2 separate regions of the Homo sapiens genome follow, and region 1 is linked to region 2. A link is a loop called in an ENCODE intact Hi-C map of the cell type or tissue named here. Cell type or tissue: breast epithelium. All regions are shown on one strand. Each heading gives the region's core, and the rest is flanking DNA. Links, peaks and the distances in the headings are about the cores only.

The links. Peaks named below come from ENCODE experiments on the same cell type or tissue, not always from the same donor. Only the 100,000 strongest peaks of a DNase experiment are listed, where the experiment ranks them.
Region 1: a loop joins it to region 2, with 3.0 times the contacts of the local background. A loop is called at or near these places in 1 of 110 quality-filtered maps.

The regions. Positions count from the first base shown.
Region 1 is chr2:383,164-386,076 of GRCh38, reverse strand. It overlaps LOC105373351 (a long non-coding RNA gene), which reads right to left. Exons shown (of 3, transcript XR_922703.3): 2 at 21-120. Among named protein-coding and RNA genes, the nearest start is that of LINC01865, 68 kb to the right of the region's middle. In breast epithelium, for the core only: no CTCF peak of the experiment used is centred there; no DNase peak of the experiment used is centred there.
Region 2 is chr2:553,998-556,910 of GRCh38, reverse strand. No RefSeq gene overlaps it. Among named protein-coding and RNA genes, the nearest start is that of LINC01875, 9.6 kb to the right of the region's middle. In breast epithelium, for the core only: no CTCF peak of the experiment used is centred there; DNase peaks (open chromatin) are centred at 330, 1,180 and 1,489; H3K4me3 peaks cover 821 bases; H3K27ac peaks cover 1,341 bases.

The DNA of each region.
Region 1 (2,913 bases), core at 111-2,610, 170 kb after region 2:
CTCTTAAACACTGTAATTACCTTTTCGTTCAGAAAGAGCACTTTGTAAGCCTCCGACATCCAGTAACTCAAGTCCTGAGCAGGCAGCAATGATCCCAGCTGTGGGTCATTAGCCATCTCCCTGTGGGAGGAAAGGGGAGCAGGATTTTAATTCACCCTGTTCCACCTTCCCTCCAGAGAGGGAGGAGAAAACCCTCACCCAGCCGAGCCCCACACCATGTCCACATGGCTTGTGAATTGTTGCAGGACTTTCTAAACGTATTTGGCCACATTATCTCAAAGTATAAATTCGGATTTCAGTTTTGCACTCAATTCTTATTCCATATTTTATTTCAGAACATAAGAGGACAACACAATATAAAAGTGCTATTTAAAAATACGATTTCCTTCTTTATAAAATGCACCAAGTCCAGCACTTTGAGCACTTTATAAAGAAGGAAATCGTATTTTTAAAAACTGTTCGCAATTACAATAGTGAACCACTCACTTTCCAAATGATTTCTCAAAGGGGGTTCCAAGAATAAAGTCCAGCCACTCACAGACCCTTGACTAAGAAAATGTCCTCTCCTCTGTAAGAGTGTCCTCAGCCAGCTCTGACTCTCAGGAGGGACAGGGGGGACGGAGGGTGGTAGGTCCCAGGCTCCAGACCGCAGGAGCCACCAGGAACCCGTGCAGGCCCCACGTGCACCCAGTAGTAACATCAGGTGACAGCAGGCGAAAGGCCAAGGACCTTGAGGGAGGTTCACAGTCAGCTACTGGGTGTGTGGAACTCTGCAAAGCTTTCTTTATGTGACAAATGCTGAATGCCAGGGTGAGAGGGCTGCCTCAGGGTGGCTGGCTGGGCTGGAGGGGGTTATGGTTTTAGAGGGGTCTTGCCGAATAGAGACAAGAGTTGCCATGCTCATAGGTGCCTCGGTGCAGGTTGACATTTGGGGGTTCAGGTTTGAAGGTGAAGAGTGTTCCCGCCCTGCTACAGCCCTGAGCAGGAGAGCCTGAGTGGGGCGTGAGTCTCTAGGTGGGCCTGCGGTTGCGCTTTCTGAGATGAAGATTAGAAACGTGGAATTCCCAAACCTCTCTTTTCATAAACCACCTATTCATTAAAATTATTACACTTCATTAGTTTTTCAAGCCTTATGTTAGAAATAATACCTATACATCATTTAAAGAAAAACAAAGCAAAAGATGGCTCCCTCTCTGGCCTTAGCTGATATTTAAACAACATAACTTGATTAATAAGATTAATTTATCCTAACATTTGACTACCATGATCTTTTTTTTTTTAAGACAGGGTCTGCTGTCTTGCCCAGGCTGGAGGGCAATGGCACCACCACTGCCCACCTCAGGTTCAACCTCCTGGGCTCCAGCCATCCTCCTGCCTCAGCCTCCTGTGTAGCTGGGACCACAGGCATGCGTCACCATCCCCAGCTAATGTTTATTAGTAGAGATGAGGCCTTACTATGTTGCCCAGGCTGGTCTGGAACTCCTGGGCTCAAGTGATCCTCCCGCCTCTGTCTCATTACAGGTGTGAGCCCCGCCCGCAGCCTGATCTTTTCTATCACATTCTGAGTCCTGGTTTCAGAGCTAGATCCTTCTTCATTGGCCCCCAGCTCCACAACTTCAAAACCACTTGGAATCAAAGTACATATACAGTTATTGACTATCTATATGCATTTCCACTTAACTGGTAAGTCCAAACATTCCCCTTTGTTATAATCTGCTATAAGAACAATTCTATCCAAATTCTGCACCCTCAAATCCTACTATTCCTTGCATGAAAGAAAGGATAAAAAGATACAGAACTTTAGCGTCACTGAGTTCCAGAAATGTTGTCCGTTTCCCTGCATAGGAAGAGGGCACAGCACCCAGCACATGAGGCCTGGCGGGACCTCCCCATCAGGGATGCAAGCATCACTGCCCACCCGGCTCCTGCTGCATCAGAGCCTCCATCCTGGGCCCTCCCACCTGCACCTGCAACTGGGCTCCTTGTAGACACGCCGTGGCCGCTGAGTCACAGGGTCACAGGCGGCTGCCAGCCCTGCAGGGTGGGGCTGGCTTCATCACGGAGCCACACCCCAAGGATCTGTTGGCCGGCATCTGGAAAAAGCCCAGCACTCAGGACCTTTACCCAGAAAGTAGGAAAACCTGGATGGTAATAATTTTCCATATCAAATTATACAACTTTCTACTCCCTTTTTAAAAGGACAGAAACACTCTGTGCCCAAGTAGAAATTTTCATGGCAGCTTCTTACTAGGCATTATGTGAAAAATAAATTCCTTGACTTTCATCTTCAGTTCAGGCTGTCGGAAGGTAGTTTTAACTGGCACAAATAATGTAAATTTTATTAGCAAAAAAAGTGCAGTTAAATTGTCTAAGTGTGTGCGTATGTGTGTGTCAGAAAAAATATTTAAAATAATTGTTTAAAATAATTCAAGTATTTTGATTACACTCACACAGTCACGCTATTGATTAGACTTGCAATCAATAGTTGATGAATGCCGAACTGTCTTAAGCCACGTTGGCTTACACTGCAAGACAGCGTCAGGGAGGAGAAAACTAGGAGAAAGACACAAAGCAAAGCCAAGATAAACGCTGCCCTCATTTTTCTCAGAGAAAACAGCGCCAGGGAAAATGGAGCCAATGGCTGGTAATGGCTGTTTTCAGAGCCCGTTCTGCCCGTGTGAGGACACAGTGACCGTCCCTGAGCCGCGCAGGCTCTGCCCGAGCTCAGCTCGCCCCTGCAGGCTTCCCGGGTAAAATACCAGTAATTCAGTCCCATCTCTGGCGATGCTTGCTGCAATAATGGATCTTTTCTCTTTTGCTTTACTGCATATTTGACTCTGGGTTTTTCTTATTAACTATGTTCTTATAACTATTTTCTTATAACTCTTAATTATTTTTATAACTACTTTTTCA
Region 2 (2,913 bases), core at 144-2,643:
GCACTTCCGGCAGGAGGGGTTGGGGCAGGAGCTTCAGGCTGAACAGTTGGCTAAAGATACCCATTCATCAGGCACAGGAGAGCTGCAGATATTTACAAAGGTGGTGCTGACACGTGTTAAACAGACACGTGTGTAACATACGACTCATGTTCACCTTGGGGTGGAGATGTAATATTTAAATGTATTACCGTCAGGTCCTGTATGTCAAAAGGTGTTTTCAGAATGTGAAGGCAGCCTCTGTAAACCGGTCAGAACCCGTCTGTGGTCCGGGGTCGCTTAGGAGAGAGTTACTGAAATCAGCCTCTTGTGCAATCAGAGCTGTAGTTGTGGCTCACGGAGCAGTGTCTGTGAGCTGGATGAGCTGCGATGGGTTTCATGTTGATTCAAGGCTAGTGCTTGTTCGGCTGCTAGAGAAGAAGAAAAACCTGGTGGCAGTGAGGACAGTCGATTCTTTGCATGCGGGGTGTGTGACTTCACCCTTGCCTGCAATGGCCTTAGGTCCTGTTCATAATTTGGTATCTCATTGCCGCAAAGAGTCTGTTCTGTTCGTTTTTATAATCTCCGTTTTAAAGCTGGTTATTGTTGTGTCTAAACTGTAAACTGGAGGGGTATCTGAGGCCCGTCCAGCCTCCCATCCCATCATGGCCAGGAACTCAGCTGTAAGGTTTTTCTGGGGTTTCTGTGGCCATTCCATCAGTTGTTGGGGGGCGCTTAGGATTTTATTTTTAGTTCATATCACTAAGAGGAGAAACAATTAAAATGCATTAAAATGTTCCATGTCCCTCAGAAAAGCTTTGCATAGTAATTTTTGGTTATTCCACAAATTTATCCAATGGCTCTGCACATGATCATATTTAAACCTTTCTAAGGGAACATACAAAATATAAAATCAAGAGCAATTATATGGTGGAAGTTTCAAGGCGGCACAATGTGCAGGAAAATGAGGCAGTGGAAGGAGAGGAAGGGGACTCATCGTGAACACTGGGTCAAAGGAGGAAAGAGAGAAGTCCATGGAAGAACCTGCCTGTTTCAAGTTTGGGATATTCTGCCTAATCCAGGCTTCTATTTCTTCAAGCTTTTTAGCTGCTTTTAAGTCATAGCCTCTGCTCTGTGGGGTCTGGAGGCTGGCAGAGGCCCAGCAGGAAAGAGCTGCCGGCTAATTCCAATAGCGCTGCTCTTCTGCCAAACGGAGTTGTTTAAATGTTGATTTTGGCAAAATCTGTGAGCAGGTTGCTCTCGCCTCCCCAGATCTCTCAGGATACTTTGTAAATCATCTGTGAGCACACTTTTACTGGTCCTGCAGCAATCTTCCTTACTTATAACCTATCAAAATATTTTAAAGTGACGCAGATCTGGGGCATGTGAGGAGAGTGTGTAGACACGTGCCCCACTGGGATCCACAGTGCCCTGAGACCCTCGTCTCCCCCACAGGCTGTGACAAGAGGGCACTCTGGGTCACCGAGGGGAGGTCGTGGAGGAGCAGAGGCCCTGTGTCGTGAGTGCCTTCTGACCCTGCGCGTGACCCCCTGTTCAAGTCCACAGGCTCTGAGTGCCTTCCAACCCTGCTCATGACCCCCTGTTCAAGTCCACAGGCTCACCATGGCCTGGAAAATGCTGGCACTGCTCATAAGTCCACCTTTGAAAATTGGCTTGAACATGAGAACATGATCATTCCTGTTGTATTCATTGCATGTATTCAACAAGTGTTGTTTCATTGTCCTTGTGTTAGGTGTAGGGTAGATGACAAAAAATCAGAACACAGTCAAGTGGGAAGACAGACCTCGAGTCAGTGAACACGGTGTGCGTGTGTGTGCATGTGTGTGTGTGAGAAACAGAGACAGACTGTGAAAAAGACTGATTTAGAGGAAAGGTTCACTGCGATATTGTGGAACTTTCAGCCTAAAAATATAATTTTCAGAAATAGGACTCCGTAGATTTTCTGTTAATTGAAGCTTTTTTCAAAAATTTGGCTTAAAAAATATCTTCAAGACAGTGTTTTTGGAGGGGAGACTTGACCTCAGTTTTCTAAATAATAGATACTCCCAAGAGTTTAAATTTTAATAGGTGAACTATTATTGGTTCTTTAAATTCAGGTCCTCATAAACAAAGCAGGCACCACCAACACTCACATTAAGCAATAGTCTAAGGAAACAAAGCCATGGGAGCACGGAATGACAGCACAGGAGGCAGTGTCCGGTCTCCACGCCCCGCGGAGCAGGCCCACGTCACCCCCAGGAAGAAGGGCCCGGTCTCCACGCCCCGCGGAGCAGGCCCATGTCACCCCCAGGACACGGTGACAGCCCAGGCGGAGCAGGGAGGGCCCCAGATCAGAACAGGATGAGGACAGTTCTAAAAACTGTGAATTGTAAAAACCGCTCTCTTCCTAGAAGGATGACAGTCTTAAGGCTGCATTCTTCATGATACAAAGCATTTGAATGTTTCCCATGATGGAGAAAAGTGTTGAGTTTTCTTTTTAACTGGTTTTGTGAATGAAAACTTATACGTGGGCAGAGACAAGTCCCACGGGGGCCCGAACACGGTGGGCACGCAGGAAGCTGCCTTAAGGAGCGGGTTTTCCCCTTACCACACACCCAGCCATAGTTTTCTGTGTCCAGTGTCATGAAAATATTTGAACCAGGGACGCAAATGAAGTTCTATTCCTTACCAGATTTTTAAAAGAAGTTATTAAGTTTTTTAAAACCTTACTTGTCAAATGAGAATAAAACCTCTCTCTGTGAAGCACAAATTAAACAATGCAGGAACCAGATGGAAAACAGCTTCTGGTGTCCTGCAGCCGCTCCGCGAACTTCAGTTTCCTTAAAACACTCGGATCTTCGTTAAAATGAAACATTTTATCAGGAACGAATAGAAAAGATGGGCCATTATAATATATATTAAGAACCAGGTGCTGTA